Linked DNA regions of Mus musculus: regions 2, 3, 4, 5, 6 and 7 are each linked to region 1. A link is a loop called in an ENCODE intact Hi-C map of the cell type or tissue named here. Cell type or tissue: left cerebral cortex. All regions are shown on one strand.

Evidence for each region. Peaks named below come from ENCODE experiments on the same cell type or tissue, not always from the same donor. Only the 100,000 strongest peaks of a DNase experiment are listed, where the experiment ranks them.
Region 2: it touches region 1 in a loop (2.6-fold over the local background); 8 of 42 quality-filtered maps call a loop at or near these places.
Region 3: a loop joins it to region 1, with 2.4 times the contacts of the local background. A loop is called at or near these places in 3 of 42 quality-filtered maps.
Region 4: it touches region 1 in a loop (8-fold over the local background); 3 of 42 quality-filtered maps call a loop at or near these places.
Region 5: it touches region 1 in a loop (2.6-fold over the local background); 10 of 42 quality-filtered maps call a loop at or near these places.
Region 6: it touches region 1 in a loop (4-fold over the local background); 3 of 42 quality-filtered maps call a loop at or near these places.
Region 7: a loop joins it to region 1, with 2.0 times the contacts of the local background. A loop is called at or near these places in 4 of 42 quality-filtered maps.

What each region holds. Positions count from the first base shown.
Region 1 is chr5:138,994,307-138,998,306 of GRCm38, reverse strand. It overlaps Pdgfa (platelet derived growth factor, alpha), which reads left to right and starts at 3,363. Exons shown (of 6, transcript NM_008808.4): 1 at 3,363-3,598. The coding sequence starts at 3,536. In left cerebral cortex, CTCF peaks have their summits at 1,812, 2,307 and 3,191; DNase peaks (open chromatin) are centred at 2,289, 2,755, 3,347, 3,733 and 4 more places; H3K4me3 peaks cover 3,251 bases; H3K27ac peaks cover 2,734 bases.
Region 2 is chr5:139,177,217-139,181,216 of GRCm38, reverse strand. It overlaps Dnaaf5 (dynein, axonemal assembly factor 5), which reads right to left. Exons shown (of 13, transcript NM_001081265.2): 10 at 3,152-3,302. Among named protein-coding and RNA genes, the nearest start is that of Sun1, 21 kb to the left of the region's middle. In left cerebral cortex, CTCF peaks have their summits at 1,873 and 2,086 (motif pointing right); DNase peaks (open chromatin) are centred at 1,758 and 2,120.
Region 3 is chr5:139,139,184-139,143,183 of GRCm38, reverse strand. It overlaps a transcript of Prkar1b not described here. Among named protein-coding and RNA genes, the nearest start is that of Dnaaf5, 9.1 kb to the left of the region's middle. In left cerebral cortex, no CTCF peak of the experiment used is centred here; DNase peaks (open chromatin) are centred at 1,630 and 2,385; H3K27ac peaks cover 557 bases.
Region 4 is chr5:138,891,959-138,895,958 of GRCm38, reverse strand. It overlaps the pseudogene Gm31891. Among named protein-coding and RNA genes, the nearest start is that of Gm38726, 41 kb to the left of the region's middle. In left cerebral cortex, no CTCF peak of the experiment used is centred here; DNase peaks (open chromatin) are centred at 1,373 and 1,805.
Region 5 is chr5:139,083,143-139,087,142 of GRCm38, reverse strand. All of the region lies in intron 4 of Prkar1b (protein kinase, cAMP dependent regulatory, type I beta), which reads left to right. Among named protein-coding and RNA genes, the nearest start is that of Prkar1b, 45 kb to the left of the region's middle. In left cerebral cortex, a CTCF peak has its summit at 1,805 (motif pointing right); DNase peaks (open chromatin) are centred at 1,887, 2,069, 2,635 and 3,105; H3K27ac peaks cover 1,732 bases.
Region 6 is chr5:138,899,799-138,903,798 of GRCm38, reverse strand. It overlaps the pseudogene Gm31891. Among named protein-coding and RNA genes, the nearest start is that of Gm38726, 33 kb to the left of the region's middle. In left cerebral cortex, a CTCF peak has its summit at 2,436; DNase peaks (open chromatin) are centred at 2,377 and 2,556.
Region 7 is chr5:139,127,061-139,131,060 of GRCm38, reverse strand. It overlaps Prkar1b (protein kinase, cAMP dependent regulatory, type I beta), which reads left to right and starts at 1,309. Exons shown (of 11, transcript NM_008923.3): 1 at 1,309-1,417; 2 at 3,276-3,474. The coding sequence starts at 3,298. In left cerebral cortex, no CTCF peak of the experiment used is centred here; DNase peaks (open chromatin) are centred at 984, 1,894, 2,133, 3,228 and 1 more place; H3K4me3 peaks cover 2,951 bases; H3K27ac peaks cover 2,108 bases.

The sequences.
Region 1 (4,000 bases):
ATGGAGCCTGGAGCGACGCACCTACAGGCTAGGGCAGCAGCCGCCCACACCTCCTCCGACTCTAAAGTATATTTAGCCTCATTATCAAATGTTTGCAGTGAACCGAGTGAACCGCCTAATAGCGGCTGGAAGTGAAACTCGAATCCCAGCCAGAAGGAAGCACGTGATCTCTCCCACCAGAAAGGATCACGGAGGCGCGGGCGGGACAGGTGCGGTGGCCTCGAGCGCATGCAACCCCTCCAGCTCGGCTTGGTCTCTTGGTGTTCTTTGGAGGCCTGACACCTGAACCTCACCCCCTCACTCAACCCCTTCTCCAGAGGCTAAAATGAGGACTGTCACGGGTCCCAAGGGAAGCCGAGGCATAGGGTGGGGGTGGGGGGTAGTTTGAGCCGGCGGGTCCTTTAGGCTCTTGACCTCATGACTTAGCCAGTTCCAGTTTTCAGAGACCAAGAGTCTAGCGAGAACCAGGAGGAACAGTGGGGGTCGGGGGTCGGCTGTGGGGGTGGGGGTAGGGGTCGTTGTCTCACACCAGAGTACCTTGTAAGCTTTAGGGCCCGTGCCCCAGTCCCCTCAGGCGGCTGGCGCCGGGCTGCACAAGCTCTTACCACCCTCGCGCGGCCGCTGTTGTTGCGGTCGCTATGACGACGGGTCGCGGTTTTATTTTTAATAGCGGTCGGCGATTAGAGCAGTGCCTGCGCCCAGCTCCCCGTGGCTCCCGCGTCCCGGGCGATGAATCCAGGCCTAGCCTCATTCTGGTCCCTGATGTCCCCTAGCGTCTTCAGAATCCCTCCCGCCCGGCTTTGATTTCCAGCTGGGCGTCCCTGCTGCGCCAAGAGAGTAAAGGGAGAGAGAAGCACCGAACTAGGTGGGGTCCCCAGGAACCCGCAGCCTCCATGCGGAGGTGGTGGCCGGACAGGCGCGGCATCCCAGCAATGCAACCGGATCTTCTTCCTGGATTCTCACATCCACCGTCACACCGGGTCGTCGAACCGCAAAAAGGTGTCCTTTGGTGCTCTCTGCCTGTGAGAAGGCCGAGGGCTTGGCGGGACAGGCCGCGCAGAACAATCGGGATAAAACGGTGAGGAACTCGACTCAGGTCTAGAGTGGTCCTGGCAGTCGCCACCAGAAGTCATCCTCTTCAGAGCAGCATAAAGTTTCACCAGTACGGACAAGGCCTGGGCTTTCGAAGACCTCGAGGTGGGGCGCTTCTCAACGTTTTCCATACTCCCTCTTTAGGCCAAGAGAGGGTGTCCTCTTATCTCCTGAGCATCCCGAGGTGTTAGGGCTGGGGCGTGGTGATGGGGCCTACAGGCCTAAGGAAGTCTGTAGATTTGGGCTCCAAAGATCTTCAGCTACCCCCTCCCCCCACGCCCACCAGGTATTTGGAGCTAGGTGAGCCGCCCGTGTTGGGCCCTTCCAGCTCAGCCTTTGAAATGCAGGAACCCGGGAAGCTGGGGATGAAAGGCTCCTGCCCGGCTGCGCCTTTGTCTGGGGACAAAGAAGATTGGTGGGGGATTGGACCCGGGCTGGGTGCACGGGTTAATTCACATGAAAGGGAGTGAACTGGACAGGCTGTATCCAGTTGCATCCCTACCCTTGGAGCCCTCCATAGTCTCCAGAGCCCTAGGAGGCTAACTTTGGGATTTGAAAGGTCCACAATCCTCTAACCCGAGTTAAGGAGCTGACAGGACTGGCCTTGCCGTCGGGTCACATCCCACCAGGAATCCATCTCTCTCAATGGGAGAACCGTCCAGCCCTGATCAGACTTCTGTCCGCATGTGCCTTCCCCGCCACCCGTCTGTACTGTGCCTTGGCCGGAGGTGGCGCTCTGCGCTGCCTTGGATCCCAAGGTAGAACCCAGGAGTTCCTCACCAGCCGCTTCTTTTCTATCTTTCCTTCTATCCCTCCAGCTCCCCATTCAGGGTTCGGCTAGGCCTTCGGCCAGGGGCTAAGGATCTGGAGGGTGCAGGGTGTCAAGGTGGCGATGAGGCAGGAGGCAGCCTCCTCCCCGACCCTAGCCTCGCTTCCACCTCCACACAAGAGTGCAAGTTCCTCAATCAGGTGTCCCAGGCTTTGGCTCTGGGGCGCGGGCGCGTGGCAGCCGTCAGGTGAGTGCCCTAGACGCGCCCCTAAACCCGCCCCGCCTCTCCGCAAAGACTCACTCCCCCTCCTTTTATGGAGAGGGGAAGGCTGGAGCACTGGATCCTTACAGTGGGAAGCGGCCCGAGCGCCGGGCGGGGGCCAAGCCGACTCTCATGCCCTTTTTGGCGCAGCAGCTCTGGGCGCTGCCCTTTACTGCCGCTGGGGCCCGAGAGAGAGGCGAGCCAGAGACGGCCGTGCTTCTGCAGCGGCCTCCTCCCCTCCCCGCCCGGTGCCGCAGGATTGCAGCTGGCACTGAAGGGTGGGCAAGCTCGAGGGAGGGGCGCTCCGGGAGCCCGGGCGCCTGTGGGCTCCGAGCCGCGGGCGCCGAGCTTGGATGGATGTAGCTGCCTGCGTGAGCGCGTGTGTGGCCACTGCAGTGGCGGTGGCGGCCGGGCCCGATCTGGCCCGCGAGACCCCTGAGCGCTTCCGAGGTGCGGGTCCCGGGCCCGGAATCCGGGGGAGGCGGGGGGCGGGGGAGGGGGAGGGGCGCGGTGGCGGCGCTATAACCCCCTCCCTGTCGCCGGCCGGCTCCACACGCGCGTCCTGCGGAGCCCGCTCAACTCCTGGAGCCCGGCCTGCCTGCGCCTTCTTCTCCACCTCCTCCTCTGGTCTTCCCGCGGCTGCTGCTGCGGCGGCAGCGGCGCCAGCTCGGCCCTCCGCCCGCCCTCCGGCCCGCGCGGGCGGCGTAGCGAGGCCCCGGGCGGGTAGGCTGCTGCCAGGCGGCGCGGCCGCGGGAGCTGCCCGGCCCCGGCGGGCGGAGGGCGGAGCGCCGCGCCGTAGCCGAGGGCGCGCCGCGGAGGGGCGCACGCAGGCCGCCGGGCCGCGCCGTGCTGGGCCGCGCCGTGCCCGGCCCGGGGCGGCAGCGGCGAGAGGAAGGCCCGGGGACAGGCTCTCCGGACTGCCCGGAGCCCTCAGGGAGAGGCGAGGCGGTAGCTGGTACCGGGCCGAGAGTCCAGACAGGTGATCGGTGGTGCGGCGGGAGCTGCAGCCACGCTCCGCGGTCCCCTCCCGGGGCTGACGGCAGCAAATATGCGGATTTACCGGCCGGGTCGCTCCTAAAGCCAGCGACGGGGAGCGAGCGCGGCGGCGGCCAGCACGGGGAACGCACCAAGGAAGAAGCCCAGCCCCCGCCCTCCGCCCCTTCCGTCCCCACCCCCTACCCGGCGGCCCAGGAGGCTCCCGGAGCGACTCTGTTCCTCCTCCTCCTCCTCGCTGGCTTTGCACTCGCTGCTCGCGCCGAGCGCGCTCCGCAGGCTCCCTGCTCTCCGCGCCACCCTCCTCCGGGCCGCGCTCCCTGAGGGATGGTACTGAATTTCGCCGCCACAGGAGCCCGGCTGGAGCGCCCGCCCCGCGGCCTCGCCTCCCTGCCGAGCTTCCAGCGCCTCGGGACGCGATGAGGACCTGGGCTTGCCTGCTGCTCCTCGGCTGCGGATACCTCGCCCATGCCCTGGCCGAGGTGGGTGCCACCCCCGCGCCTCTGTCCCCTCTCGGCTCCCTCGGCGCACGCCCCTCTCGGCTACCTGTTTCAAGCTCTGCAAAGAGCATTTTGGTTTTGTCAGGGTGGTGTAATTTTTTTTTTAATCCCAACTGGGTTCTATTTTCTGCCATGCCCAAGTGTGTCTGGTGAGTTTCCAGCGCGTTGCGTCGCTCCGCCTTGGAGGGGGACGGGGGAGCCGCGAGGTGAACCCGTGGGTAGAAACTTCGGGGGGCTGTGGGTGCCTTTCCAGAAGGGGCAGCCCAAACGCAGCGGACAATGCAGTAACGGGGTGCGGGAAGCGGGAAAGGGGGTGTGTGTAAACTGACCGTGCTCTGGGAGGGGACTAGGGCGGGCAGTAAGCAGGTAGAGGAGGGTGCGGCC
Region 2 (4,000 bases), 180 kb before region 1:
CACGTGTAGAGGACAATCTGCAAGAGTCAGTTCTTTCCCTTAACCACACGGCTCCTGGGAGCACACTCAGCACATTGGCCAGGCTTGATGGCCACTGCCCTCACTTGCCAAGTCACCTCACTGGCCCTTGAATCACTTGAATTTATTAATTATTTGTTTTTCGATTCGAGGTTTCTCTGTGTAGCCCTGGCTGTCCTGGAACTCACTCTGTAGACCATGCTGGTCTCACACTCAGAGCTCTGCCTCTGCCTCCCGAGGGCTGGGATTACAGGCCACCACCAGTCACTTATTATCGGCTCAGAGTGCTACAGGATAGGCCAGGCCACACAAGGCAAGCAGACCATGTGAATTACAGACAGTTCACCTGTAATCCCAGCACTTCAAGGGCAGGCTCTGTTAAACAGGGAGTTCTAGGACAGCCTGACCTACAGAAAACCACCCCAATGGAAAAACCAATCAACTAACAAAAAACCCATCAGGGGCTTGGAGAGAAGACTCACTGAGATGGTAGAGAACTTTCAGAATCGAGATCAACCCAGCACTCATGGACGCGCTGGGTGTGGTGGTGTACATCTGCATTCCCGGTGCCAGGCCAGGAAGAGACCCACGGTGGACAGCATGTGAGGAGTGACTTCCGATGCTGCCTTTGTTAGGGCTACGTGGCTTACATATCCTAAATCACAGTCTGCTTCGGGAGGCAACGGGGAGGCAGGGGCTGATGCATGGAGAGGCCATGGAGGATGCTGCTCACTGGCTTGCTCAGCCTGCCTTCGTTTAGAACCCAGGGCCGCCAGCCCAGGGCTGTTCCCAACCACAGTGTACTGGCCCTTCCACATCAACCCTAGATCAAGAAAATGTCCTACAGGCTCGTCTGCTTACAGCTGGATTTTCTCAATTGTGGTTTTCTCCTCTTGGGAGAATCTTAGCTCGTGTCAAGCTGACATAAAACTAGCCAGGACAGATATTCAGAAGTTAATTCTGGCACTCATGAACAAACACGAACGAACACACACACACACACACACACACTACAAAGAAAAAAAAAAGAACCCTTTGCTCTACTAAAATAAAATTTGAAGTGTAGGCAGTTCTCCAGGGGTTCAGTGGAGAGAAGCGCAGGGAATGATGGGAGCTGTAAGGGCTATGACAGGGAATTTTGTTTTGTTTTGAAAGTAGGAAAAGCTGGGCAAAGCCCTATCCTAGTGAGCACTAGAAGCTGAGGCAGGAGATTCATAGTTCAGTCTGCCTGGATTACAGAGGAAGTTCAAAGCCAGCTGAGGACTCTTACTGAGATCCTGTCTCCAAATTAAAAGTGGAATCAGTTAGGAACACAGATTAGCCACAGAACACTTGCTTAACATCCCCCAGGGAGAGGACTGGGCCTGTGGCTCCATGGTAGCCCCTGCCTAGAACCTTCTAGTAAAGGGCCTGGAGCTGTGGCTCAAATGCAGAACACTTACCTGGCATGTAATGGGACAAGCCTGGGAGATAAACCACATTTAGATGCATATATAAGGCTTCACGGGACACGAGAATGAGGGAGGCGTGAACCAGTGAATGGTTCACAGGCCTGTAAGTGGCCTGAGCAGGGCTCTCGTGATCAACAAGAGGGCATCACCTTTGCTGAGGAGGTGAAAGGGATGGGAGGGTAGGTGGTGCCAGTGAAGGAGGTGCTGATGGGGACAAGCAGTGTGGCTGCATGCCCTGGGCTGAGGGCCTGGTGAGTTATGACTGTACTGCCACCAAGTGGCTGCCTCTGTGACACTTTGCAGGGAAGCAGAAGGGCTTCTGGAAGTGGGCCTTCTCATGGTGTAATAAATACAAGAAAACAGCGGGCAGCAGGATGATGGCAGGGGCTGACTAGATAGGGTACCAGTGGGAGACGGTGGGGGATCTTGGGGAGGGCATCCATGTCAGGAGGGAAGGGATCACAACACAAGGGGAGGGCTTTGCCTGCAGCTTTGCTGTTCTAGAACAGAAATACTGCATTTTCTCTAAAGTTCAGATCATCTTAACCATTTCTGCTTTAATTTGGTCAGTCGAGTACCTCAGATCCTACCCACTGTAGAGTGCAACATGTGAGAGTTAGGTAACGACCCCTGTTGTCAGCAGGGGGCGCTCACACACCGTGAGCGGATGGCAGGCAGAGGAGCCGTGCAGAAGCCTCACCTTTCCATGGCTCAGTCGCCTGGCTCACTTCACTGCTTAGAGCAACGCAGGCCTGGCCTGCCACTCTCAGCCACTTCACCTGTGTGTGGTAAGAGCTGAGCCCAGGGCTATCCCTCATCCTAAGCTTGGAATTTTGTGAAGAGCATTCAACAGAAACTGACTTCGGAGACCATTTACCCAATATCTGATGGAGAATTTCTGTGGCACTAATCTTAATAATACGTGCTACACTGTGTGTGCAGTTGCAGCAGACATAATGCATATGTGTGTTCATGTGCTTTTTTTTGAAGGCCAGGAATTGATACCAGGCATCTTTCATTATCATTCTCCACCGTGTATACACACTCATACACACACACAATTTTCTATGTTTGTGTCTGTTTGTCTATTCAGAGTCCAGAAGAGAGCATCAGATTCTCAGGAGTTGTGAGCCACCAGACATGGGTACTAGAAACTGAACTTGGGTCCTCTGCAAGAGCAGAAGGGCTCTGAAGCACTGGGCCATCTCTCCATCCATCCAGCACCTTCTATATTGACACAGGGTCTATCCCGAAGTCAGAGCTTACTGACTGTCAGTGAACCCTGTCTCTGCTCTGTCAATGCTGGTCACCCATGTGGCCAGGCCTGTTCTGTTTTTGTTTTTTGCTTCTTTACATGGATGCTGGGATCCAAACTCAGGTATGGCTGGCATGTCATCTCCCCATATACCTGTGACCTGGTATATCCCTAGTCTCTTTTGAGTTGCTTTTGTCAGGGTATTTTATCACAACAGTAGGATAAGAAACTAAGACAGTTTGTAGACCAGATCCCAGATCTTTCAAGGAGATGTGAGAACCAGAGCAAGAGACTTGGGCCCTGCCCTGATCTGGCCCCACAGACTTCAGCCCTTTAGAGCTTTCTGTGCTGATTGAATGACGCAGTTCTGTAAGGTCCCATGATACACACATGGACAAACAACTGGGGTGGTCACAGCTGTCCTTACCTGCTTGGCCGATAAGATGTCACTGCTGATGAGTGCCCACAGGCAGGATATAGCAGCCGTCCGGATGGCTGCAGCTGTCCTCCCTGCATGCCACTGCAGGTTGGGGGCTAGGATGTCATTTATTACCATATCCAAATAGCCACGGAACTGTCTGGAACAAGAGGGCAAGTGAGGAAGGACAAACAGACTACTCTGAAGGACATGCTTCAGTTTGGGAATGGAACTGGACCTGACCCTGTGCCTCTGCACAAGGTGGTTTCAGGGGGCTCTGTGCTCAAGGGCTGCACCAACCATGATAATCTATGTGGGTCATATGGCACCTCCGTCACCACCCATTGAACCTGCCATCTGTGCCATTAAAACAAAGGAAGCAAGAAATAAGGGTTGGGTGTGGTGGTGCACACATCTTTAATCCCAGCACTAGAGAGGTAGAGGCAGGAGGATCTCTGTGAGTTTTAAGGCCAGCCTGTCTACAGAGTGAGTTTCAGGACAGCCAGGGCTACCAGAGAAACCATGTCTCAAAAAACCAACAAAACCAAAAAAGAAGTAACACGGGGCTGAGACGGCCTGGTGCTCAAGAGCACTTGCAGCTCGCTCTTCTAGAGGACCCGTGTTTGGTTCACAACCCCGTGACTACAGCTCCAGGGCCATGCAATGTCCTCTAAGAGCCTCTTCAGGTACCTGCACACACACAAAACATCTTCTTTTATTAACAAGAACTCTCATACAGAAGATGTCCAGCAGGTCTTGCTAATGTGAGGCTACCTGAAGGGGAACTGTCTGTCATGCCCTCTCTAACAAACTGCTCAGGGCTTCACCCTTCAGAGAGCAGACAGTCTGCCAGTTGCT
Region 3 (4,000 bases), 140 kb before region 1:
TAACCCCAGGGGTAAATTCTGAGGTGGAGATGGGAGAGTCAGCTGAAAACTCAGGAAACAGCGACAGCAGAGTACACAACACAGAAACAGAAACCAGGAGTGACTGGTTGTGCCAGCATCAGCCAGAAACATTTTTGAGCATGTCACCATATTGTCATCTTCAGGGTAACTCATTACAACACCCTGTATAAGTTAGAAGCCTACTGGTGTCTGTGATTAAAATACCTGGGCCGGCAAGATGGCTCAGCAGATGAAGTGCAACACTGATAGCCTGAGTTCCAGGTCTAGGATTTACATGGTGGGAAGTAAGAAGTGACTCTTCCAGGTTGGCCACCAAACGACACACGCACACATGCATGCACAGATATACATGTGTCTGCATGCACACACACACTAAACAAAACTTTAAACATTCAAACACAAGAAACCAGGTGTGTTGCTGCCCACCTGTGATCCTTCTGCTCAGGGGCTGAGGCAGGAGGATGGCCTACTGCTGACGCTATTCTGTCCTGGGCTCCATAACGAGACTATCTCAAAAAAAAATAATAATAATGAATAGAAACATAAATGGTATTCTTAATTTAAAAGCTCCTCATAGTCTAGATTGTACCCCAGATTTTTTTCAAAGATTTATTTTGTCTGTTTGTCTGTATACCATGTGTGTTCAGTGCCCTTCGAGGCCAGAAGAGAGTATCTGATCCCCTGAATACTACCTGAGTTTCAGGTAGTTGTGGGTTGCCATGTAGGTGCTGGGAACGGAACACAGGTCCTCTGCAAGAGCAGCCAGTTCTCTTAACCACTGAGCCATCGCTCCAGGCCTGGCACAGGTGGTTTTGCTGACAAGAAATTCAAACATTTAACGAGCAATTATAATCTTTCAAGGAGCTGGGAGGGGATGCTTCCAGTTCATGTCATGAGAGCAGCGTTACACCTGAAATCTCACAGGGTCAAAAGACACAAGTCCTGATGGGCTGTTTAATGGAGTACAGATGCCAGAATCCTAAAGAAAACACTAACAAGAGAATCTAGAAATAATTATTTTTTTAATAATTATTTTTATCTATTTTATTTTATTTTTGGTTTTTCAAATCAGGACTTCTGTGTGTAGTCCTGGCTATCCTGGAACTTGCTCTGGAGACCAGGCTGGTCTCAAACTCAGAGATCTGCCTGCTTCTGACCCCTAGTGCTGGGATTAATGGCATGAACCGCCACTGCCTGGCAAGATAATGAATTTTTTAAAAAGGGTTAAGACATAATCAAATTGAGCTGATACTAACGCAAATTAATAAAAATAATTCAGGGTTGGGAATGTGGCTCAGTTGGGAGAGTGCTTGCCTGGAATTCATGAATCTTGGGTTCCATCCCCAGCACTATTTAAACCAGCACTCAGGAGGATCAGGGGTTCAAGGTCATCTTCAGCTGCAACGAGGTTTAAAACTATCAGATTCCATAGATGCTAGCAGCACTTGGTGATATTGACACAGATATCAGTTAATCAGAAATGGAAGGGAACCACATAAATCAGATCTATAAAACTCTTGGAAGTGTATTTGCTAAAGTAGCCAGCAACAGTTTTTCCCCATGCATGCAAACCTGCTGTAGAGTCTGGGCTGGATTCCAGGCATGCCAGTGGAAAGTGGTGGAAAGAGAATGCGCCCAGCCATTCACAGCTCTTGAGTTGAAGAGACCTGGCGCAGCCGCTTCCTGTCCATCAGAACAGGTGCATCCAAGCTCTAAAGGACAACATTACAGGGAGGATACCGTCTGGCTGGAACTCTCCAGTACTGGGGCAGCCTGGTGAACCTGCTCCGGGCTCCTACTTTGCAGTCCAAACCAGTATCCTCTTTGTAGGAGGGAGCCAGGGAGCTGAGGAGGTATCTTCCTGCCCTGGTCTTCTTCTGGGGCTGGATTGCAGCCCTCTGTAGGGGTGGTGCATACTGCATGGTTTTGCTGATCTCTTGGGATTTAGGTTGCTTTTATCTTTTGGCTGCTGTGAAGAAGCCCTTTCCAGAATAGCAATCGTGAGCTCGAGAATGCTGCACATCGTTAAGGCTCTTGTCTTGCAGCCCTAAAGCACTGGATCAGTTCACAGCTGCAGGAGAAACAAAAGCCGTAGGATCGCCCTGACCTCGAGCAACTCTCTTCTGAATAACTCAAGCAGAACCTGGGAGTTGAATTCATATTTGCACAACCATCTTTTGTTTGTTTGATTTGGTCTTGGGAGATGGGACCCAGGGTCTTAGCGGTAGCCTTAGTACTCTGCCATGGCTGCGTGGCTACCCCCTCAACCCATGTTCTCCGTAGCATTAATCACAAGATGAAACAACCCAGATGTCTGTCACTGGTAAAAAGGCACACGTGACCTGATGCACAGAGGACTATGAGTCAACCTTAGGAAGTGATGGCTCACCAACTCCGGAGTGAGTCGTGCACAGACGGGTAAGGCTTACAGAAGGCAAGCAGCATGGCGGACTTGGTGCTGTGCACCTGAGTTGCCATGTATGCTCCATTGTGGGGCAGACTGGCCATCTGAGGAGGGGATGGCAGAGTGAGAAGGGGGAGGACGGGTTGGTCTGTCCCTTGGATCCCACAGAACAGCCCTGTGGAGGAAGTCAAATGTTTTCCTCCCAAGTCTGATGTGATCTTAATGACCTTACGTTACAGCCTCTAGCGCGTAGGAGTTGACATCTTTATGGGTTATATCTTTCTTCTTTTTTTAATATGTGTGTGTGGCATAGCACATGTATGATGTTCAGAGGACAACTTTTGGGAGTTGGTTCAAATTCAAATCATCAGGCTCGGAAGCAAGCAGTTTTAGCCACTGAACTGTCATCTCACCAAACCTACACTGGGTTTCTATCTTAATGTAAATATGGAACTTTTAAATTATGTTCCAGCCAAAATATAGCAAGGCCATCTAAATTTATTCTGCTTAACTCCCCGCACTGCATATATTTTAAAGCCCCTCAAAAAGCAAGGAAAAGGGCTTTTCAAGTGTCTTCCAAGAAGTATGTCTTCTCAACCAGTAAACAGATTTTGGCAAAATTAACTCAGGTTCATTCATTTATTGTTTCTCCTGACATACATTTATTGGGTTGTGGGAGACACTTTCCAGGTGTTCAGCTAAGACTGAGTGAAAGATGGGTGTCTTTGTTAGGGGTTTCAATGCAGTGAAGAGACACCATGACCTTAGCAACTGTTATACAGCAAAGCACTTAATTGGGGCTGGCTTACAGGGTCAGAGTGTGATGATCTGTATATGCTTGGCCCAGGGAGTGGCACTGTTGGGAGGTGTGGCCTTGTTGGAGTAGGTGTGTCACTGTGGGCATGGGCTCTAATACCCTAGTCCTAGCTGCCTGGATGTCAGTATTCTGCTAGCAGCCTTCAGGTAAAGATGTAGAACTCTCAGCTCCTCCTGCACAATGCCTACCTGGATGCTGCCATGTTTCCCACCATGATGATATTGGACTGAACCTCTGAACCTGTAAGCCAGCCCCAATTAAATGTTGTCCTTTATAAGAGTTGTGTTGGTCATCGTGTCTGTTCACAGCAGTCAAACCCTAAGACACAGAGGTTTAGTCCATTGTCTTCATGGCAGGAAGCAGGGCTGCACACAGGTAAACATGGTGTTGGAGAAGTAGCTGAGAATTCTACATCTGGGTCAACGGGCAGCAGGAAGAGAGCATGGGACGGAGTTTGGCTTGAGCAATTGAAACCTCAAAGCCCACCCCCAGTGACACACTTCCTCCGGCACCTCCTAATAGTGCTACTCCCTAGAGAGCCCGTGAGGCCATTTTCATTCAAACCACCACAGAGTCAAAGCAGGTGCTGCTGCTCCTTGCCTTGGGAAGTTGCCTGTCCAGAGTCCAGGGATAGTGCAGTACAGACCATTGTCCTCTGGCTTTGACATAGCCCTTGTGTTCTTCATCTGTCAGCAGCGTGATCACCAGAAGACCTTCACAAGACTGGATCCTCAACTTTCAGTCCTGAGGCAGGGTGG
Region 4 (4,000 bases), 100 kb after region 1:
ACTTTCACAAGTCTGAGTAGAAACACATGTCTGTTCCATGGAAAGGCTAGAGCAGAGCTCCAACCCTTTCCCAGGATGCAGGTGAGGGTGTGCCCCTTCACCAAAGGTGATAGGACAGGTCTGCGGGAAGAGGGAACAAGCCAATTGAGTGTCCGGACGTAGGTCAGGGCATTTGTGGTGGCAATGCACTGCTGTGAGCTTTTACTGTAAAAAAGTAAGACTGAGATTTCCCTGAACACAGAATCAGCTAGGTGGACCAATCAGTGGTCTCCAGGCATCTAAATGTCTCAGCCCACGTTGTCCCCAAGCCCAGAGCTGAGGTTACAGACTCACACCATCATTTTCACATGAGCGTTGAAATCCCAACTCGGGTCACCATGCTTCTGTGGCAAGAACTTTATTGACATCTCTCTTACCCTTTACTTTTATTTTATAAACTAATTTTTGTGTATACATGTGTGTGTGTGTATGTATGTATGCATGTATGTATATATGTATGTATGTGTGTGTGTGCTTATATGTGGGGATGGGTACATATGCGCCATCCACTTTAGCCATTTTGAGACAGAGACTAGTGCTGGCTTGGTATTGGGCAAGGAAGTCTGTTGTGGATGTCTAATAAACCTGGAGGCTCTCTGCCTCCCCAGCTCTGTGGTCACAAGTCTACACTGTGGCACTAGGCTTTTACTTAGAATCAGTGGATTGAACTCAGGTCCTCACGCTTGTGCGGCAAGCACTGTGCTGGCTGAATTATCTTGCCAGGTCCTAGTGTATTGTAAAATCTCATAAAGATGTTTAATTCAGGCCAGTGAGATCGATCGCTCAATGGGCAAAGGCACTTCCTGTCTAACCTCATGACCATCCATGTTCAAGCTCTGGAACCAGCATAGTAGAAATATAGAATTGACTACCGAAAGCTGTCCAGGGTATCCACACTCCTCTCACTCATGATAACACGGAAATGCATAAAAAGGTCCAGCTCTTTATAAAGAGCCCACACACCACCAGCCCCCATAATGAACTGACCTCTACTCCTTGCCTCCTTCCTAGCTCTTCTGGAGAAAGACCTCCCTGCCATTTCTAGAATCACCTGCTGGGCCAGCATCTGTCTTCATGCTTCCTATAAAGAGAATCCCATAGCGTACATGTTGCCTCGCCTCAGCAGCCTCCCCACCGCCTGCAACAGCTACAACTTACTCCCTCCTTTGGCACATTGTAGGATCAGGGTTGTTTCCTTATTGGAGCCTGAAACACTGTGAGCAGGTGTTGCACACAGCATGGGCTCCTGTGGGCGCTCACACCCACACGCTTCCGTAGGTGCACGCTTCCGTGGGTGCGCTCTTCGTGGGTTCATCCTTGGCTCCTGCTTCTGCTTAACTTCCAGCTTTGCTCCACCAGCCAACGGAGGTGCCTGTTCCCACGCCTGTTCTTGCCTGTTTTCGTTTTAGACATTGTGGGTGCATGATTGCCTTGTTGGGGTTCCCAGGGGATGTTTTTTAATTAACACATCTTTTTTTTTTTCTCCCGGAACCATTTTACTGGTATAGAAAACCTGAGCAGGAAGCATCAAAAAATGCTCATCTTTATCCCCAGACAAACAAGATTCCTTCCTGTCCATTGCTCACAACGTTCTGTAACAGCAATGGATTATTCCGACACACTGTTGCTTTGTTACTGGGTATGGCTGATCACTTTGTAATCCCAACGCAATCTGGGCTAGGAGATCTGAGTTTGAGGCCAGCCTAGGCTGTATAGCAAGACCCTGTCTCATTCTGTAAAAAATGATGCTGGGTCCGTGACCGTACAGTGTTTGCCGAGTGTGCATGACGCCCTGGATTACATTCCTGGGACCACTTAGACTAGGCATGGAGGTGCAGGCCTGCAGTCCCAGCAGGTGGAAGAAGGAACAGCAAGAACTTAGATGATTTTCTCATACCATTGAATGAACAACCGGCCACAGCGTGGTTCAACTTCAACTGTGTGTCCCACTTTCTCCTCCCTCTGGACTGGTGGTGACCTCTGACCAATTACCATTTCCAAGATTGTCTCCACGAGACTTGGAAATACAGCTCGAGAGAGCTGGAGAGATGACTCAATGGCTAAGAGCACTTGCTGCTCTTGCAGAGGATTCAAATTCAATTCCCAGCACCCACATCTGGCAGCTTATAAACACCCATAACTCCAGCTTCAAAGGATTCAATGTCTTCTTCCAGCCACACAGGAACTCATTTATATAGACATAAATACATATATACATAAATAACAACTAAAAATGCAAATCAGACGGCCACTTCCTTGCTCTAAGCATTAATTGATCCATTTATACATCCAATAAATGTCAATGCTGGGGGGCTAGAGAGATGGCTCAGTGGTTAAGAGCACTGAGGGCTCTTCCAGAGGTTCTGAGTTCAATTCCCCACAGCCATATGATAGCTCACAACCATCTGTAATGAGATCCGATGTCTTCTTCTGGTGTGTCTGAAGACAGCTACATAAAATATATACATAATATATACATAAAATATATAATATGTTCATATTATATATAAATATACATTAAATAAATAAATAATTCTTTAAAAAAAAAGTCAATGCTGACTTCCCACTTGTCCAGTTCTGTCTGTCACCATAGACACAGGGACATTGAGATGATGTGTCCTAGCTCTCCAGAAACTTATAAGACAGCAACAGTGGCTAACAGACCGAGAAATGAGCAGGTTTCTATGTGGCTGCTCCATGAGATGTAGGGTAGCAGAGATCATGGAACAGCTTGATCGAATGTCTGCAGCCTCCAGGGTAACTGGAGGACAGCAAGGAGCTGACAGACTGTAATGATTCCCTGCTTCTCAATAAGCTATATGAATTTCTTGTTTTCTTTTCTCTTTTCGTTCTAAAAACAGTGCATATTTATTTATTTTGTGTGAGGGGTAGGATGTGCTAGAACAATGTAGAGGCCAGAGGACAACTTGGAGAAAGCAGTTCTCACCATGATGTAAATTTTAAGGATTGAATTCAGGTTGTTAGGCTTAGTGGCAAATACCCTTGCACACTGAGTCATTCACTGGCCTCAGGGACTTGTACATGCTAGGCCTCTACCACTGAGCCACACCCCAGCCCCTCACTGGGGGATTCTAGGCAGGGGCTCTACCACTGAGCCACACCCCAGCCCCTCACTGGGGGATTCTAGGCAGGGCCTCTACCACTGAGCCACACCCCAGCCCCTCACTGGGGGATTCTAGGCAGGGGCTCTACCACTGAGCCATGTGCCCAGCCCCTCACTGGGAGATTCTAGGCAGGGGCTCTACCACTGAGCCATGTGCCCAGTCCCTCACTGGGGGATTCTAGGCAGGGGCTCTACCACTGAGCCATGTGCCCAGCCCCTCACTGGGAGATTCTAGGCAGGGGCTCTACCACTGAGCCACACCCCAGCCCCTCACTGGGGGATTCTAGGCAGAGGCTCTATCACTGAGCCATGCCCCAGCCCCTCACTGGGGGATTCTAGGCAGGGGCTCTACCACTGAGCTACATCCTCAACCCCCCCACTGGGAATTCTAGTCAGAGTCACCAATACTCAGCTCTATCCCTCCTAGTTTTCTTTTTTACTTCTTGAGGCAGAGTTGTAGTGGTTTGAATGAAAATGGCCTCTATAGGCTCACATGTCTGAATATTTAGCCTTCGGTGGGTGTAACTATTTGGGAAGGATTAGGAGGCATGGCCTTGTTGAAGGAGGAGGTGTGTTACTGGGAGCGGTCTGGGGTTTTAAAAGACCTTAACTGCAGTGTGCTCTCTCTTTGCCTCCCGCTTGTGTATGTGAACTCAGAAGACCATGCCTTCACTCTGTCATCATGGACGCTAACCCTCTGCAACCATAGGCCCAAATAGTTATATTGGTCATGATGCTTCATCACAGCAATAGAACTCTAACTAAAACACAGAATCTCAATAAGTTCCCCAGGTCAGACATAGATTTACTAGGTAGCCCAGGCTGCCCTTGAATTTG
Region 5 (4,000 bases), 89 kb before region 1:
TTCTAGTCTCCTGCTGACCAGCTTTCTGGTAAAGTGTGGGGATGTTTGGCAAAGACATAGGTCTGAGGAGAGCTGGGATGGTTTTCTCGTGAGGACTCTCTTCTCTTGAGGCTCAGAGTGCAGCTCACAACCCTCCTCCTAAGGTGGATATTCCGCTGGGCACGCTTGGAGCCACAAGGAAGTAGGGTGGTGGGTGGGCCTAGGGAGAGATGCCTCTGTCTGCTCCAAGCACTGAGGGGTCATATGGTATTTTGAAAGTGATTGGTGAAGCCCCTACGCCCTGTTCTTTTACAGTGCCACAGCTCTATTTCTAGGGTGGCTTTTACATCTTGCTTGTCAGTTCCAGTTTTAACAGTCTGCACCACGCTCCCCTTCGAAGCCACAGAGATGAAGAGGCTAGAGAGGCCTGACCTGGGAAACATGTCCCCTAAGACAGACAGACCTGGCCTCTGCTGTTCATCTCCTGGCCTAAGGGGAAGACATCGGCGTCAGTGAGTGCCATCTCCAAGAGGCACTCAGGAAAGACTCCCGCTAGATTTTAATGACCTGCCATGTTTACAGACTTAGAAGATGCCTCAGGGACCTGAGTGGTAAGAAGTGGTTCCACAACTCAACATCAGCAGGGCTGTTGATCTGGGCTTCAGGCTGACATTTGAATCCAAATGTGCTGAGCTGTGGAGCCACAGGGGCTTCTGAAAGTATTTTAGGTTTTTCTTCACGGGTTCGTTCTGAGGCGTTTATTAACTGTGTGTGGAGTGCCCACACTGGCCCTCTCCACAAGCGATGCTGGGGCTGCTCCCCGCTTCTGGGTGGGGTTTACACTAATGTATGAGCTACGCTTTTGGAAGAGCGAGCCTTCCTGTTTTCCCAGAGTCACTTTATTCACTAAAAGGTGTACACAAGAGCGATAAACATCAGAATGAGCCTTTCCTTTGGTCCATGGCTTTAAGACCTTGTAGCTGGGCTTGGGGGTCCAGACCTGTCATTCAGATTAATCAGGTGGCTGAGGCAGGAGGCTTCCTGGGCCTTGGTCATCAGCCAGTCCAGATGGTCGGCGTGCTTCAAGGCAGCTGGGGCTTGAGAAACGACATAGCCATGGTCTTCTGGCACTGTGTGCACACTTAAATATCACGTACCCATGAGTGAAGTGCACTTGGGTCGAACATGGAAAAGCCCATTTTCTCACTCAGTTAGATTCCCATCTTCCATGTGAAGATGTCTTGCTCGTGTGCCCAAGGCATCCCTGGAGTCTGAGCAGGAGGGCCGCGTATGGACTACTGGCAGAGGGGGACAGGGTAAGCATTCTGTGTGGACACTCACAGGGCCCTCATGTGCTAATGATCTAGTCTCACGATAATTCCAGGATGAGGAAACACATAACAGACCAGAAAGGTCGAGCAATTTGTCCAGTGCTGCAAAGCTCATGGTGAGGAGGCGGGGTGGGGTGGGGTGGGGGCTGCTGAGTTATTCTGTGGTATACTTTGTCCTTCTGCTCTCTGACTCTTCCAGAATCCATGCCTGCTCACACTCTGCTCGCTCCGTAGCGGCTGATGTTGTCTATGTATCCTTGCAGTGCTCTCTGCCCACTCTTCACACAGCTGCAAACACATACCGAGGAAGCTGTTCTATATACTGTAGGTGGCAGTACCATGACATTTATCTAACACTAGGGGGAAGACAGACAGACAGACAGACAGACAAACAGACGATTGGGGTCCTGGATCTTGGACTTCAGAGCTGCCCTGTCTAATAGCAGTTCCACTGACTGCTGTCATGGTAACAGTCACCAGCCAGGCAGGTGCTGGCCACCTGGGGTCACTGTGCACCAGCTATTGGTAGAGTCAAGAGCTGCTGAGAGAAGACATGGGGTAAGCTCTGGGTCAGCCATGCCATCCTCAACACTCATGAGGAAAGCGTCAAAGTGGAAGCTGACAGAGGGCTCGGCACCGCTTGCTGCCTCACAGCCCTCAGTAAGTCCATTTCACAGATGAGGAAACTTGAGGCTTTGTGGCTGAGTGACTTGTGCATAATCCAGCTAGAAAGCTCCAGAGCTGTGATTTGGATTCAGATATAGTGTTCAAGAGCACACGAGCCTCCTTAGTCATCTGTGCATGACTCTAAGACACCCCCAGAGATCTGTCTGCCTTCTGTCTCATCTGTCACCTGCCCAGAATAAGCCTTATTGCCTGATACAACATAGGATGCTTCTCTGAGGCTGTCTATGAGGTTCACCCTGAGGGGAGGACTGTGACCCGCAAGAGTTCCCCAGGAACACCACATGGGATGGTCTGTGGACTCTGCACACGGATGTACACCAAACCCCACCATGGTCATGCACACATGTTGTTCTGCAAGCCCCTGTCGGTTCCTGTAAAAACTGATCCACCTTGCTGTACCTACTAGCTGGACATCCATATGATATCTGACCAGAATTCATAGCTCTTGGGGGTCAGCTGGGGCCCATCCTGTACAAGGGAACACTAATTGAGACTCAAGGAACAAGAACTAGCTTGGGACACATGCACACACACACACACACTCTATGATACAGCCCAAGCTGGCCTGGAATTCCTGTCCCAGGCTTCCAACTGCTGATAGCACAGGCATGCTGCCCACACATGGCTGTCAAATCCTTTTGTTGTTCATTCATTTCCCCTGTAACCAATATTGGAACTCATTCTTGCTGAGTCACTCGACTGTGTCGCAGAGAGCGGGACCGTCCTTGGATACTTGAATATGCCTCCCTAGATCTACCCTGCTAGCCATTGCGTATTCTACCCAGATTTTTGAGGAGTGAAGAAGAGGTACTGGGCCACCCCAAAGCTGTTCTCTCTGTTGCGTTTGGTAGGATGAAGCAGAGAGAGGGACGATACAAGCTTTTGTGAACACTGCTCAAGCCTGCACCTGAAGAGAGGGACAGATACACTGTGGCATGCCCAAAGGATCACCTTGCTTCCAAGAGGATGTTGGGGCCCGAGAGTCCTGTCTTTGCTTATTACTGTACCCTTCCCTGAGAGGAAAGGCCACAGCCAGCCACTGGGCAGTGCTCCCTTGGGAGTACTTGCCAGGAGGACACTGCAGTCACCACCTGGACATTATCACAGTGGGGAACTTGTCTGGGTTCCAGGTTCAGCCCAGCTGGGGAAGTACTGCAATAGAAACACCGCAAATAGCAAGACCTGTGACAGGCTGCGGGGGCTGGAGAGGGGAGCCACCCTGAAAAGCTGCTAGGCTTATGTCAGAGGGTGCAGAGAATAGGCCAGACCATTGAGGGGGTGTGGCATACGCTCAGCCTCCTTCAGAACTGGACTTTCCCCTTCAACTGTCTTTTATTTTTCCTTGGTTTATCTCTTTCTAGATCACCTTACCTCCAATTCCCCTGCAGCAGTGTGCATGCATACATGCACACATGCACACATGCACACATGGCCCTTGCACACATTCTTCCTGTTCTGGGTCTGTTCTTATAGACCACATGTGAGTTGCTCTTTCCTCAGAGCAGAGGAAGCTACCACATCATCTTAGCCAGTACCCTAGGCTATGTAAGTTGAGAGCCAGTCTTGGTGGACCAGAGATTTAGAGAGAATGGTTTGGGGATGGCAACCTGTTTTAGTGGAGCAGGAAGAAGAGCTGCAGGGCAAGAAGCAGGGGGCTTCCAAAACTGGGCAGGAGCCATAACCCAGCAGTAGCATGCTGGCCTAGAATCCTCCACCTAGGGGCTCGGCTGTAGCACAGAGGTTGAGCTCCTGCCTAGAATCCCCCAGTGAGGGACTGGGGTGTGGCTCAGTGGTTAGAGTCCCTGCCTAGAATCCCCCAGTGAGGGGCTGGGGGTGTGGCTCAGGGGTAGAGCCCCTGCCTAGAATCCCCCAGTGAGGGACTGGGGTGTGGCTCAGTGGTTAGAGTCCCTGCCTAGAATCCCCCAGTGAGGGGCTGGGAGCGTGGCTCAGTGGTTAGAGTCCCTGCCTAGAATCCCCCAGGGAGGGGCTGGGAGCGTGGCTCA
Region 6 (4,000 bases), 95 kb after region 1:
GGGACAGAATAGAAACACACACATGTGGACAACTGACTATTAAGACAGGATTCTGTGAGGAATAGTCTTAAATAAACGATGCCAGAGCCATTAGATCTCTATTGTCGATTCATCTATTTATCTGTCTACCTACTGCCAGCCATCTGTGTATCTATCATCTTCTGTATCTGTTAACTCATCTACCTAATATCTATGCACCCATTTGTCACCTATTACTTATATATTCATAATCACCTGTCATCAATTTAAGCCTAACATCATCTATTTATTATCTATATACTTATTTATATGTATATATATTCATGAGTGTGTTCATGTGGCTACACGTATGTGTTTGTGTGTGTCTGTGTGTGGGTGTGTGTGGGGGGTGTAGTTCAACACTGTATGTCTGCCCCAATTGTTCTTTACCTCATTTTTGAGATCAGGTCTCATTGAACTTAGTGCTTACTGATTTTGGCTAAGCTTGCTAGCCATTAAACCCCATGGGTGTGCACTTCTGCACCTGGCTTTTTGCATGGCTGCTGGGAATCTGAACTCAGGTCCTCATGTGTGTGTAGCAAACACTTTACCTACATCTGTTTCCTATCTTTGTTTCCATTTTCTGGCTCCACTAATCTGTCTTCCCTTTATCTACATCTTGACCCATCTGTTACACAACAGACCAAACATAATTCAACGTAGGTTATAGGCTTAAGTGAAAAATTTGTACCTTGGAAACTTTTAGAGAGGCTAGGGACACAGATCATCCAGTAAAGTGCCTGCGATGAGGATGTGAAGACCTGGGTTTGGATCCCTTGCACCCAGATAAAAGCCAGGCGCAGAGACAGACTGATGTCATTCCAGCTCTGGGGCAGAGACAGGGCAATCTCTAGAGCTCGCTGGTGAGCCAACCTAGACAAATCAGGGAACTCCAGCTCCATTTAGAGATGCTGTCTCAAAACACAAGATAGAAAGTGATTGAGGAATGTTGCTGTCTCTATCCATGTGTGTTCACATGGCTTGTGTTCTTATGCTAATTATGTTACTCAAATACCTGTTTGCACTGTCCGGCTAGTAGGACTAAGGGAAGCCTGTCCCCAGTTAGTTTTTGACTGGTCAACAAAATTACCAGCAGACAATGGCTGGACAGGGAGACAGAGGCAGGACTTTTAGGATTCCCAGGAAGGGACCAAGGAAGGAGGATGAGGGGAGTCCACCATGATGAGGGCGTAGGAGATGGACCACACTGGAAAGGTACAGGAGGGTGAGACAGCCAACATGTAGGTATAAGGGGAAAGTGGCCCCAGGAGGGCTGTCCAGCAGGGTCCAGGACAACAAAGGTCAAATATAGAATTAGTAATTATTAACTCAGGAATATTGAGGGGAGTGTCTGTTAGCCATGTGGAGTTACTCAGTGGCCCAGCCTTTGAGCTGCTTAAGATATTTAAAATATAGAGGTGTTTATGTACATCTTTCTTTTGGGGACCCAGAACATTGGGATAGTAGCGAGAAGCATGTGCGCACTTGACGGGAATTATAGAGCAGATTAATCAAATACTACAACAGCTACACAACACACACACACACACACACACACACACACACACTCACACACACACACACACACACACACACACACACACACACACACCACATTCTGGAAGATCACAAGAAGGAACATCTTTGTGATTTGGGGTTCCGTGAAGATTTTTTAGGTATGACACCACAGACAGAATCAATAGACATAAAAGTGAACACATCGATATCTTCAAAAGCAATGCTTTTATTTTTCTGATGACCTTGCTAAGAGAACAACAACAACAACAACAATAACAACAACAACAACAACAACAAGAGGTCTCTGAAAACTCACTGATTGAAAGCAGTAATAAAACAAAACAAAACAAAACAAACAAACAACAGTAAGAAAGAGAAGATGGAAACATATGTAGAGGTGACAAATCAGTTAGGGAAACAACTGGAGCTCAGTGAAGTCCCATCACATACTGGCCAGAGTGGCTAAAACTAGGACCTGCCCACCCCAAGTGTAGACAAGAATGGGTGATGTGAAGAAGCCAGCGTGCTCCTCCATTGCTGACAGGAATGTTAAAAAAAGGAAAAGAAATAATATTGACAGCAATAACAACAATAAAAAAAACAAGAGACACTTTGGGAAACAGTTGGCCAATTTCTCAGAGGATGAATATCCCTAACTACCAGAGCCAGCTGTTCCTCTCCCAGGCATTCACCCAAGAGAAATGAAAACATACATTCATAAGACTGTGCACAAATGTTCACAGTGAGTTTATCTGGATTAGTCTCAAACCGGAAGCAACCCAGAGCCCCACACTCCAGAAGACGTGAGTGGGAGAACACCGTTTGTGGTGTCGTGTGGTTGTCTGCAGAAAGGAGGTGTAGGCTCAGCTGCATGGCATGAAGAACCACTGTGCTGGGGGATTCCATTCGCCTGGGATTCTGGGTATGCAGAGCAGCACGGACTGTGTGAGCGTGGGCTGTTTGCTCTGTCGCCAGGACTGTTCGGGCATCGGTTATAAGCCATGCAGATCAATTCTGAACTTTACACGTGCAGCCCGTTGTATGACTCCACGCTGCCTGAGTCATTGGTGGGAAGGTGCTAGGATTTAAACTGATCCTTCCTTGCATCAATTCCAGCACAATCACACCCACTACTACAACGGCTGAGTCAACTCAGATACACAGAGAGGAGCTGCTACAGAGTGATTTCAAGGCCAGCCCGGGCCACAGAAGGAGTTCATCTCAAAGTAAAGAGCATAAAAACAGGCATGATGGCTCAGTAGATGAACCACTTGCTGTGTAAGTGTGAGGCCAGAGATTGGACCCCCAGTACCTATGTACATAAGAAGCCAGGAAGGCATGGCAGCTAACCTGTAACCCTAGTGCCTGGGAAGAAGAGACAAAGACTCCTTGGGGCAAGATGGCTAGCTAGACTGCCTGAATTGGTATGTCCCAGGTCCAGCAACAGGCCATGGTGGGGGGATAGTTCAGGAGGTAAAGAGCTTATTATGCAAAAATGAGGACCTGAGTTAGATCTCCCACGTAAGGGATAAACATGGTTGCCTGGGTAATTCTCGTGCCCAGGAGGAAGAGACAGGCAGATCCCTGGGGATCATCCAGACTAGACTAATTGTGTGTGCCAGGACAGTTAGAAAACTTGTCACAAAAACAACGCATATGGAACCTGCGGAATGACACCTAAGGTTGTTCTCTGGCCTCTACATGCACGCACAACTCAACACAAACGTATGCACACACATTAAAACAGAACAGACAAACAAGTAAACAAAAACAGGCTCATGAATGTAGCTCGATGGTAGAGCTAAGAATCTCTCGATGAGGGGCTGGGGGTGTGGCTCAGTGGTAGAGCTCCTGCCTAGAATCCCCCAGGGAGGAGCTGGGGTGTGGCTCAGTGGTAGAGCCCCTGCCTAGAATCTCCCAGTGAGGGGCTGGGGTGTGGCTCAGTGGTAGAGCCCCTGCCTAGAATCTCCCAGTGAGGGGCTGGGGTGTGGCTCAGTGGTAGAGCCCCTGCCTAGAACCCCCCAGGGAGGAGCTGGGGGTGTGGCTCAGTGGTAGAGCCCCTGCCTAGAATCCCCCAGTGAGAGGCTGGGGGTGTGGCTCAGTGGAAGAGCCCCTGCCTAGAATCCCCCCAGGGAGGGGCTGGGGGTGTGGCTCAGTGGTGGAGCCCCTGCCTAGAATCTCCCAGTGAGGAGCTGGGGTGTGGCTCAGTGGTGAAGTCCTTGCCTAGAATCCCCCAGGGAGGGGGTGGGGGTGTGGCTCAGTGGTAGAGCCCCTGCCTAGAATCCCCCAGGGAGGGGCTGGGGGCGTGGCTCAGTGGTGGAGTCCTTGCCTAGAATCCCCCAGTGAGGGGCTGGCAAGTGTGCCTTGGCAGTGGAGTTCCTGTGCAGCATGTGAGGTCCTCGGTTCTGTCCCCAGGAAGCACATACAGCTTGGACTATGTGCGATATCCTTCATCTCTTCCTAA
Region 7 (4,000 bases), 130 kb before region 1:
TCTTCTTCTTCTTTTTTGGTTTTTTGAAACAGGGTTTCTCTGTATAGCCCTGGCTGTCCTGGAACTCACTCTGTAGACCAGGCTGACCTTGAACTCAGAAATATGCCTGCCTCTGCCTCCCAAGTGCTGGGATTAAAGGCATGCACCACCATGCCCGGCTGAGCAGTGTCTTTTTTTTATTTTATTTTATTATTTTTGTTTATTTTATCATATACTTGTTTTGTTTTATTATTAATTTCATTCTAGATTTGATTTTATTCGAGACAGAACCTCATGTAGCCTAGGCTGGCCTCAAACTTGCTATTGTAGGCAAACATACAATACAGACAATGCGCTGCTCCTGTTGCTACACCCCACGTGCTGGGATCACTGGTGTGTGCTGCCATGTTGGTGCATTGCTGGTGATGGGACCCTGAGCTCCTGCATGCTAGGCAAGCACGATATCAACTGAGCCCTGTTCCAAAGCAGCAAGTCCTTTTACAGCAGTTTTCCTTCACATTGGCAGGAAGAGGTGTGGGCCACCGCCAGCCCTGCCTGCTGAGAGCACAGGCCAGGTTGGTGGCCATGTGGAGACATGTGTGTCAGGAGGAGGAGGGCTGGTGAATGTGGCAAGAGGTATCAGGCAGCTGGGCAATGGGGTACCCCTGAACGATAGGGAATGTGGGCAGGTGAGTGGAGGAACAAATTCAGGGAGCTGGTCAGTGTAGATAGACGAGTGGGGAGCTGGTGAATGGAAGAACAGATTGGGGAACAGGGTGTGAGCACAGGTGAGTCAGGACAGGTGAGTGGGGGGAATACGTGGTGGACTGGAGAATATAGACAGGCCAGAAGATTGGAGATGTCTTCTCCAGCACCTTTGAGTCTCATCCTTCCTCCTGCAGCTCAGATCACTGGGAGAAGATGGACTCTGTTTCCACAGGAGCAGATGGCGCAGGACAGGATGCGTGCGTGGTGGCTAATTTTTGCTACAGGCCTCGGCTTTAGAGTGGGCAGGCACTGAATGAGACTCAGAATGACAGCTCAGACAGAGCACGGTGCCACTGTGCCCTGAGCAGAGAGAGCATCTAGGCCCGGAAGGAGCGGCGCCAGCCAGGTCGGGCTAGCTTAGGAAGAGAGGAATGGGGTGGTAGGAGGTCCGGGTGGCAGGACCTGTGTGTGTGCGGGGACGCGGGGCCTGCGCGACAGAGCTCTGGTGTGTCCCTGGCATTCAGAGACAGCTGTGGGGCGGTCCCTGGGGAGGACAGCGGTCGGTGGGCGACCCGCGCGGGCGCGGTGCGCGGGGCCTGGCGGCCGGCGGCGACGCGCAGCGGGGGCGGGCGGAGGGCGGCGCCGCTGCAGTGCGGGGACCCGCTCGCCGTCCCCGCGTCCCCGCGTCCTCGCGCAGCCTCCTCCGGCCTCGGGCACCGCGCATCTACAGGTACGCAGGCTGGGGTGGGGTCTGTGTAGGGACCCGGCCCTATCTGGAGCTGGGTGTCAGCGGGAACTGGGGTGGGGTGGGGGACTCACGGGGACACGAGGGATTTGGGGAGGGGCGCAATCAGCCCCGCGGGGCTACGCGGGTGGAGGCGGGGGTGGGGTGGGGGGAGAACTGTTGGCGTCCAAGGTGGTACCAGGCCTTTGTAAAAGCTCTCAGGACAGGGTTGGGTTGGTCCCCTGTACCCACCAGGGTCTGGAGGCGCCTTGCACTCACCACCATCTGGGGGCGTCCCCAACTCTCCTCTGGTGGGCCCAGGGTTTGGGGACCGAGTCACGGTATGTGTGTGTGTGTGTGTGATTCCCCATCCTTCTGAGGCTAGGTGTACCTCCTCGTCCTCATCCGCCATGGGGTCCCCTCAACCCCAAGGCCTCTAGGCTGGATGATTCCAATCAGTGTGGGGCGGGGCGATGACCTGGACGTTGTGACTCAACACTGCGCAGGACACTCACTAGAGCCTTCTAGAGCCTTCGGGCCTCTGTTACTGTCTTCCAAGCCCCCCACCCCCACCCCTCAGCTCACTTCCATTGTTTTCTTTACCCTCTTTGCCTTTCTCATGAAACAAGCCACCCCAATCCTTTGACAGCACCCCCCTCGCGCCCCACCCACCCGCGCTGGGGCCTTAGATCGTGACAACATCAACCTTAAAAGGGGGGAGAGTGTGGATGAAAAAAAAAATGAAGCATCATGGTTTGCATAGTGGGGGCGCCAAACACCCAACTTATTCCACCTGAAATTTCTCAGAAATGGAGAGAGAACCGTATGCAAATCATACTTGATCTCTTTCATCCCTGAAGGAACCTGTTCCGAAGTAAGGAAGGCGTTTGAGCCTTTGAGTGATGAACTAACTCATCAGAGAAAACCCTTTGACAAACGTGACTTCTGGCGTTATACACACTGGAGTTAATCATTAACAATAAACCTTACATGCTGGGAGGCCCTCTTCCACTGATGTACAGCCCTATGTTATTTTTTTAATTAAATGTTTTGTGTGCATGCGTCTCTCTCTCTCTCTCTCTCTCTCTCTCTCTCTCTCTCTCTCTCTGTGTGTGTGTGTGTGTGTGTGTGTGTGTGTGTGTGTGTGTAGAAGGCCAGTGGTTGGTCTTGGGTGCATTCCTTGACCACTTTCCACCTTATACAGTGAGGCACAGTTTCTCCCTGAACTCATAGCTCACCGATTCAGATAGTCTAGCTAGCTAGCTTGCCCCAAGGACCCTGGCTTCACTTCCCTCACCCTGGGACTGTAGGCCACCATGCCCACCTGGCATTTCTGTGGGTGCTGTGGATCTGACCTTCTGTCCTCATGCTCGGGCCTTAGATGTTTTATCTACTGAACCATCCTGTCAGTATCTCCCCTGCCCTCCCTCTTTTTAAAGGCAAAGTTTACATAGACCAGGCCAGCCTCCAACTTGTTATGTAGCAAAGGCTGGCTTTAAACTCCTTATCTTTATGTCTTTCCGTGCTGAGGAGTGCTGGGGTTATAGTTATGCATCACTGCAGAGTTCATTGGTGTTGGGCATGAAATCTGCATACTAGGCTAGTATTTTACCAACTAAGTCATATTCTCTAAACCCATTCCAGGCTTTTACTTTTTACTTTGAGACAGGTTCTCACTAAGTTGTATAGGCTGGTCCTGTTCAGGCAGACCTTGAACTCACAGTCCTCCTGTGTTCATCTTCTGAGTAGCTGGCATGACAGGCCTGTACCACCAGGCCCAGCCCACGTGTACTTTATATAGTTTATGGTAGAACAGTTTGGCTTCCCCAACACCTCCTAAAGCTGATTGTGTCATCTGTAACAGGAGCATAGAAGACATTCTGACCATGGCCTCCCCATCATGCTTCCACTCGGAGGATGAGGACTCTCTGAAAGGATGCGAGATGTACGTGCAGAAACATGGCATCCAGCAGGTGCTCAAAGAATGCATTGTGCACCTCTGTGTCGCCAAGCCGGACCGGCCACTGCGATTCCTCCGGGAGCACTTTGAGAAGTTGGAGAAGGTCAGTGCCCCTAGTATCCTTTGTAGGTGGCCTGGGCAAAGCTGCTTCAAGTCCCTCCTTGGAATTCCAAGATAGTGATGCTCCTATATCCCAGATCTGTCAGGATCATGGGAAGCAAGGCTGGGGCTGAAGCTCCATGGTAGAGCCCCTTCCTAGATTCCCCAGGCAAGGGGCTAGAGGGTGTGGCTCAGTGGTAGAGCCCCTGCCTAGAATCCCCCAGTGAGGGGCTGGGGGCCTGGCTCAGTGGTAGAGCCCCTGCCTAGAATCCCCCAGGGAGGGGCTGGGGGCGTGGCTCAGTGGTAGAGCCCCTGCCTAGAATCCCCCAGGGAGGGGCTGGGGGCGTGGCTCAGTGGAAGAGCCCCTGCCTAGAATCCCCCAGTGAGGGGCTGGGGGTGTGGCTCAGTGGTAGAGCCCCTGCCTAGAATCCCCCAGTGAGGGGCTGAGGGCGTGGCTCAGTGGTAGAGCCCTTGCCTCCAATCCCCTAGTGAGAGAGGCTGGACCCCCACCACCACCTCCCATGAATAAG